Linked DNA regions of Mus musculus: region 1 is linked to region 2. Evidence: chromatin contacts called from ENCODE POLR2A ChIA-PET data. All regions are on one chromosome and are shown on one strand. The core of a region is the stretch at or near the end of the contact, and the rest is flanking DNA. Distances in the headings are between cores, read along the strand shown.

Region 1 (4,068 bases), core at 8-2,507, 61 kb before region 2:
CCTCTCTCTCTGTCTCTCTCTCTGTCTCTGTCTCTCTCTCTCCCTCTCTCTCTCCCTCTCTGTGCGTGTGCATGTGCGTGTGTGTGTGTGTGTGTGTGTGTGTGTGTGTGTGTGTGTGTGTGAAAAGAGGGCCCATTACACAGCCTTAGCTGTGGCTAGCCTGGCGCTGGGTATGTAAACCAGGCTGGCCTTTCTTAGAGACATCTTGCCTGCTTCTCCTCCTGAGTGCTGGGACTAAAGGAGTATATATACCACACTGCTTGGCAGATAAACTTTCAAAGTGTATGATGGGACCATAGAGATGGCTCAGTGGGTAAAAATGCTCATTACAAAGGCCTGGAGGAACCCGTATAAAGGCATGTACATTAGTGTACACACACACACACACACTGGTTTTTTAAAAATGTAAAAGCCACTTTTTGATGGTGTAAGCCATCCCAGCATTTAGAAATCAGAGGCAAGAGGTTCTCTGATAGTGAGGCCCTGTCTCAAGACAGAGGATAATATAAAATAGATAAATAGATAGATAGATAGATAGATAGATAGATAGATAGATAGAGAAAGAGAGACAGAAAGACAGAGAGACAGGACAGACAGAGGGAGACTAAGAGAGACAGAGGACAGAGGCAGACAGACATGGGGGTGGGGTGGGAGAAGGCACAGACAAGCAGATCTCAGTGAGACCCTGTCTCAAAGAGAAGAGAGAAGAGAAAGGAAGATGCAAAGAGGGAAGGGGAGAGAGAGAGAGAGGGAGAGAGAGAGAGGGAGAGAGAGAGAGAGAGAGAGAGAGAGAGAGAGAGAGAGAGAGAGAGAGAGAGAGAGAGAGAGGTTATCTACACATAGAGAGGCAGAAAGAGACAAGAGGAGTTGGGGGAGGGGAGAGATCCAAGCTGAAGTTGCGGCATGCTACCTTGCAGTCAGCTCAAGAGCCCTTGTTGCAATCTCCCCCCGGGGGCGGGGGTGTCTGCGTGCCTCGGTTTCCTTATTCCGCCGCGATATCCCCCCTCCTAACTGCGCCTGGGGCTCCTGGAAGATTCTGTGCGGCGGTGACTCAGGCGCGTCCCCGGCTCCCCAGGCGCGCACGGCCTCGGCCACCCGCGCGCGCGCTGGGTCCATTTTTACCCGAACGCCGCTAAAAATAGTCACCGCGCTGCTGCGAAGCGGAGCCCGAAATAGCGGCCGCCAGATAAGGCAGCGACGACTCAGCGCTTCCGGGGAGCGGAAGGCACCCAGGAGGCGGCCCCGCGGTCACCGCGGCCAGCCCTGCCCGGATCTGCACCCCCACCCCGCCTGGCCCCGTCAGGTCCTGCATCGGTCTGTCCATCCGACCTCCGTATCTGTCTGTCCATCTCACCCCTGTGGGGATCACGGGGTCCCGGGAGGCAGCTGGGCTGGGTGTTGGTGTGAGTCCCCGGAGGTGGCTGGAGTTGGGACCTGGCGTCTGACCTTTGGTCCCTTCCTTGGTTTTGTTTGTTTGTTTGTTTGTTTGTTTTTGAGGCAGGGTCTTGCAATGTAGCCTGGCAGTTCTGGAACTTGCTCTGTAGACCAGGCTGGCTTCAAACTCACAGACATATATGCCTGTTGCCACCTACTGAGTGCTAAGATCGAAGGCAGGGACCACATCTGGTCTTTTTGTGTTATTTTAAAATATATATATATTGTTCCTTTATTTTTAGATAGAGTCTCAATATGTAGCTCTGGCTGGCCTGGAATTCACAATGTAGACCAGGCTATGATTCAACTCAGAGATATCTGACTCTGCTTCCTGAGTGCTGGGATTAAAAGTGTAGCATGCATGGGTATTCATTTATTGCTTTAAAATATCTTAAATATATGCTTTATTTATTACTTATTTATGTACTTATTTATTTACTATGTATGTCTGTGGAGGTGAGAGGTGAAGGTACTGTCTTCAGTTGCTTCCCATACTCTGAGTCAAGGGCTCTCAGTAAGCCTGGGGCTAGCTCACTCACTGGCCACACTGGCTGACCACAGAGCCCAAGGAATCCTCTGGTCTCTGCCTCTGCAGCTAACACTGTGTGCAACCACACCCAGCTTTGTACCTGGACGCTTGGGATTGTTGTGGTTAAACTGTGGAGTCATCTCCTGGTCTCCTACTCCACACATTTTTGGGGGCGTCTTGCTATGTAGTCCTGACTGGCTTGATACTTGCCAGCTTAATTTCTGTTTTTTTGGGGGTTTTTGTTTGTTTGTTTTTTCAAGACAGGGTTTCTCTGTGTAGCCTAGGCTGTCCTGGAACTCACTCTGTAGACCAGACTGGCCTCGAACTCAGAAATCCACCTGCCTCTGCCTCCAGAGTGCTGGGATTAAAGGCTTGTGCCACCACCCCCAGCTTTAATTTCTATTTTTTAAATGATGTGTTTATTATTGATGTTGTTACTTTGTTTTTAGAGACAGAGTTTCTCTTTGTAGCCCAGGCTGACCTTGAACTCACAGAGATCTGCCTCTGCCTCCTGAGTGCTGGGATTAAAGGCATGAGCAGTTATTTTTATAGAAGTGTGCATGCCTGAATGAGCTTGTGTGCATTGCATGCTTGTAGGATCCTCTGGAGACCTGAAAATGGCGTCATATCCCCTAGAATGGGAGTTACAAGGGGTAGTGAGCCACTCAGAGTATTAGGAACCAAACATAGTAACCTCTACAAGAGCAGTGAGCATCAGGGTCCCCAATGGAGGAGCTAGAGAAAGAACCCAAGGAGCTGACGGGTCTGCAGCCCCATAGGAGGAACAACAATATGAACTAACCAGTAACCCCAGAGCTCCTAGGGACTAAACTACCAATCAAAGAAAACACATGGTGGAACTTGTGGCTCCAGATGCATATGTAGCAGAGCATGGCCTAGTTGGTCATCAATGGGAGGAGAGGCCCTTGGTCCTATGAATGCTCTATGTCCCAGTATAGGGGAATGACAGGGCTAGGAAGTAGGAGTAGGTGGGATGGGGAGCAGGGGAAGGAGGGCGGGAGGATAGGGGATTTTTGGAGGGGAAACCAGGAAAGGGGATAACATTTGAAATGTAAATAAAGAAAATAATAATAATAATAATAATAATAATAACAATAAAGAATAAAGAGCAGGCTGACTGCAGTGGAGCAGTCTCTCCAGCCCTACATTTCTATCATTTCCTTTTTCTTGGATGGGTGAGGCTTTCACTGTGCAGCCCAAGGCCAGCCTTAAACTCTCAATCCCCTGCCTCAGCCTCAGTCTCCTCTGTATTATTACAAGTGTGTGCCCTCACACCAGGCCTTATTTCCTTATTTTATTAACTTTGTGTGTGTGTGTGTGTGTGTGTGTGTGTGCACATGCACAGTTGAACACATATGTACAGGCCAGAGGTTAACCTCCAGTGTCATTCCTCAGATCCTGCCCATGTATTTTATTGAGATTTTATATATTTTTATGTTTTCTGGATGAGTGTTTGCCCTGCCTGTATGGTGGCACCAGTGTGTACAGTGCCCTTGGAGGTCAGAGAAAGCTGTGAGATCTCCTGCAGCTGGTTGTGAGCTGCCATGTGGACACTGGGTCCTCTGGAAGAGCAGCTGGTGCTCTTTGCCCTCTGTACTGGGCCTTTTCTTTTGAGTCAGGGTCTCCCACTAGCCTGAAACCTGCTCAGTAAACTAGCCAAGGACCCCTAGGGATCTGCCTGTCTCTGGCTCCTCAGAGCTGTGCTTATAAGCACAAGGGGCCAAGCCCAGCGTTTTCTGTATGCTTTTAAAGTGGGTTAATTCAGGTCCCGCCTTGTGCAAGGCAAGCACTTTACCAACTCAACTACCTCCCAGGTCCTTATTTACTATTTTTGACTGACGTCATAATTATACACATTCATGAGGCACTATATCTTTTCATTACTTCACTTGTATTGGAAAATGATTGGCATAGGCTAATTAGGATACCTACCACTTTTAACGTTTAACTTTTTCTTACTATGACAGGATCTGGCTTTAAACAGATTTTGTAGCCTAGGATGGCCTTGAACTTCCCTCCCGCCCCACCTCCTGGGAGCAGGGAGGGCAGGTTCGCACCCCCACACCGTGTGTGTCACTGCTCAG
Region 2 (4,093 bases), core at 921-3,420:
TCACTATGTAGACCAGGCTGGCTGACCTGGAACTCATTATAAATAGTCAAGGCTGGCCTCTAATTCACCGAGACCTACTTTTACCCCTGCCTCCTGAGTGCTAGGGTTAAAGGTGTTGTGCTACCACATCTGGCCCATTTGTGGTTTTGGTTTTTTTGTTTTTTATGTGCACGGGTGTTTTACCTGTATGTATGTATGTCTATGTACCACATATGTGTCTGGAGCCTGTGGAGGCTAGAAAGGGCAATTAGATCTTTTGGAACCAGAGTTACATGTGGTTGTTAGCTGTCATGTGGGTGCTAGGAATTGAACCTGGGTCCTCTGCAAGAGCAGCCATTGCTCTTAATTGCTGAACCATTTCTCTATCTCTAGCCAATAAAGGAATTATCTTAAACCACAGATTCTTGTGTTTGCTTTTGTATATACTTGTGTGTGTGGTGTATATATGTGGTAGGTTTTGGTTTTTTGTTTGTTTGTTTGTTTGGAGACAGGGTTTCTCTGTATAGCCCTAGCTGTCCTGGAACTCACACTGTATACCCTGGCCTCGAACTCAGAAATCCGCCTGCCTCTGCCTCCCAAGTGCTGGGACTAAAGGCGTGCACCACCACTGCCCAGCCCATTTGTGGTTTTAATTTTAAGATTTACTTGTATTATTTTTAATTATATATGTGTATGGAGGTGGTGGGCATGCACATATGAACGTAACCCTATAATTACAGTTATTAGCCCTGTAAGTGTTGGGAATTGAACTTGGGTCCTCTGCAAAAGTAGCAAGTTTTTTTTTTTAATTTATTATTATATGTAAGTACACTGTAGCTGTCTTCAGACACACAAGAAGAGGACATCAGATCTCATTATAGATGGTTGTGAGCCACCATGAGGTTGCTGGGATTTGAACTCAGGACCTTTGGAAGAGCAGTCAGTGCTCTTAACCGCTGAGCCATCTCTCCATCCCCCCCCCCCCTTTAACTGCTGCCCTACTTCCACAGGCCACTTTTGTTCTTAAATATATAACCTCAGATGACGTTAAAGTCACCCTGTAGCCCAGGTTGGCCTCAAACTCGTGATCCTCTTGCCTCAGCCTCCTGGTTTGAGCAGGACAACTAACTGGTGTACTAGATTTTTTTAGAGCAGAATTACTGTAAGAGTTTGGCCTGAAGGTTGAGGTTCTTACAAGTGAAGGACAACAGGGAGCCAGCATAGCATCCAGGAAATGGATTGGCCAAAGGCCACGTGGATTGATTCTCGTGAGTTTGGGAGCGGGGGGACCCAAATAAGCTAAACCCATTCCCTGTCTCTGAGCCTCAGTTTCTCGATCAGTAAGTCAGGAACTGCCATTTTCTTAGAGTTACCGCCTTTCAGCCGGCCAGGTAGAGCTCTACGGGAGGGGCGTGTCTGCATGATGATGTAACTCTGGGCGGGGCCTATGGGTCCCACTGCGGAAGGCTTGGGGGAGGGGGGGCTCGACTCAGCCCGGACGTGTTGGCGGGGAAGGGGCTCTAGAGGAGGGTCTCCGGGCCTCTGAGCCTGCCGGATTGTTGGGACGATCCTACTACCCTCCGTGGGCAAAATTAAGCTGTAGCTGGGCCCGCGTGGGGAGCAGATCGGGGTCTCACCACCAACCCTTCGCTCCTAGTCTATCCCCCACCCTTACCCCCGCCCCCACCCCAACCACGACCCGGCCGCGGTGAGTCAGCGGCCCGCCGCGCCCCCTCGCTCACTTCCTCCACACCTTCCCCGGGAGGGTGGGGGGCGGCGAGGGGTGGGGCTCGGCCTGAGAAGCGAGATCTGGGGAAGAGAAGTGCGGAAGTGTTACTTAAAGGTGGAAATTGATGAGATCCCTTGCTTAACCAAGGGTACCCCCATCCCCCAAAAAATAAACTGAGAAGTCCACGGAGCGAGTTGGAGTGGAGAACCTACACCCCCAGATCTCTACTAAAGAATTTGATAGTGGAGACAGCTAGAGATCAAAGAAAGGCCCCTTGTCTCTTCCACCAAGCTTTCCCCTCCAACTCCGGAGTGAGGCTCAGGGTGCACCCCCACGCCACAAGACCGGGAAAGGAGTGCAATTGCGGAAGCCCAAGGTTCCGCGTTGCCTTTTAAACGCTCTCCATCCCCCGCCTGGAGGCGTCCACGGCCCCTTTAAGGCGCAGGGAATTGTGGGTACGGGGAGTGGAATTTTGGAACGAAATGTAGCAAAGAGAGTACAGTAGTAAGAGTAACCGCGTAGGTGCAGCCGGCCGAGGGGGTGCGCCGGCGAGGTTCGGACGCTGCACCCCGCTTTCCATCGCAGGGGATCCCAGCACATCAGAACACCGGTGGGAGGAGGCGCCTGAAGACCCGCCCCGGCCCGGTCCACGTTCTCCCCAGGAAGCTGGACTCTATGGGGCGGGACCCCGAGAGAGACTGAGCAGAACCTGGAGCCAGCCCCGCACCCCTGCACTTCCAATCAGGGGCGCCCCGGGAGCACTCCCCGTGGGCGCGCCGCCCGCCCTCCGCGCAGCCATGAGGTGAGCCCCGAACCCTCCAGCCGGGTCCCAGCCGGGAGCCGGCTCCGCGCCCCGCCTTTGTCCCCCTCCCCCCCTCCAGCGCATTTGGGGCTAGATTTAGGGGACACAGCGCTTTGGGCGTCCCAGATCTGAGCCGGTGCCTTCTGGAACGATCTCTAAATATCGACACCCCGTTTCTCCACACTACTCCCTAAAGGCTTGGGGCGGTGCCGGCTGAGGTTCTCTTGATGGCTTTCAGGTTTAGGGGCGCTCTCGGGACTCAGAATTTGAAGACTTTTGGGGGGAGCACCTCTGAGTTCTCAGATAGTCAGATCCTCGCAGGGATGATCTAGTATAAGCGGGCTCAGAGTTACCGCCCCCAAACTCAAAACCAGGTGGGAGGCTGGCTAGAGAACCCTAGCCCTAAAACTCTTGAGTCTCAGGTTGTGGTTGGAATTCGGATCCTTGCGTCTAGGGCACTGGATGAGAGTCCCAGAGTGGAATCGCGGTCCTTAACTTTAGGGGCACTTCTTGATGTTCCTAAATTTGGTGGACACCGAGGTTCTCCTGTGGAGGAGTTCTTGGGAATCTGGCCCACGGGGCCTAGAGGGTCTGGATGGGACTCTTCTCCCCTTAGGCAACCAGGTTGGGTCCTAGGGCCCTGGAGCACTCCAGGCCCAGGGCGGCTCCTGGACCCCCGGGCCAGAGGACGGTTCTGGTCCCCCCCCCCCAACCTGGTGGCCGGGGAGGGAGGGGGCGCAGCAGCTGGGGGAGGGGGGCCTTTGTCTTCCTGACTCACCTGTCGAGACAGCTGGTGTGGGGGGCGGGCCCCCGAGTGAGCACTGTGGCCAGCTGCTTTCCCCACACCACAGTCCCTCCCCCTGGGCTCAATGTCGCTGGGTGTTACCCCCTTCCCCAGGCCGTGGGATTGGAGGAGGGGGCGCTGGAAAGCGTCAAGGTCATAGCCTTCTCCCTCAGGGACCCAGGCTCACTAGCTTCTTCCAGCTCTCTTCCTAGGAATTTAATCTTGTAGGTGAGGGGGATACAAAGATTTTTTTTTTCTTTTTTCTTTCTTTTTTTTTTTTTTTGTATGTCTTCCCTGGGACTTGCCCTGAACTCCTGGGCTCACCTGAGGGCGGGGCCTGGCCTGACAGAGGCCTCCCCTCCTCTCAGCCCCAGCCACCCCCACCCCCCCATAATCTCTCCCTTGGGGCCACATCTTGACAATACTGTCTCCCTTCCTCCACTTTGGCTGGGACTTCCTGCCCCAAAGCCCCTGGCTGGAGGAGGAGTCTCCTGGGGACAGTTTGGGCTTAACCTCCCATGTGCACATCCTCCAGTCTTGCCCTCTGACATCTAGGTGACATTCCTCTCTAGGACCCTGAGCTAGGACCCCTCCCTCCCTCCCGGCCTCCCAAGTCTGTCCCTTGGCTTGTGGGAGTGTTGGGATTTGGAGCAAGAAGGGGTACATTGAGACACCCTGGAGACTTCCTGCCTGGCCTTCCCTCCCCCATGGGAGCTCTGTCCCCCTAAAGGGGGTCAGTTCCTCCACTGCGCCCCGCTGCCCCCAGCCCCGCCCCACCCCCACCCGTTTCCGGTCCCAG

Evidence for each region. ChIA-PET counts read pairs that join two places held with the same protein, here RNA polymerase II (POLR2A).
Region 1: POLR2A ChIA-PET joins it to region 2 with 10 read pairs in Patski. The contact joins the enhancer-like site here to the promoter of Vasp in region 2. POLR2A ChIA-PET finds 5 or more read pairs at or near these places in 2 of 5 experiments (Patski and embryonic stem cell).

What each region holds. Positions count from the first base shown.
Region 1 is chr7:19,330,065-19,334,132 of GRCm38, reverse strand. No RefSeq gene overlaps it. Among named protein-coding and RNA genes, the nearest start is that of Ercc1, 13 kb to the left of the region's middle. Within about 2 kb of position 1,257, at least 1 of the 3 ENCODE cell types and tissues checked has a DNase peak (open chromatin) inside an H3K27ac peak, as active enhancers do.
Region 2 is chr7:19,269,931-19,274,023 of GRCm38, reverse strand. Vasp (vasodilator-stimulated phosphoprotein) reads left to right here and starts at 2,170. Exons shown (of 13, transcript NM_009499.3): 1 at 2,170-2,510. The coding sequence starts at 2,506.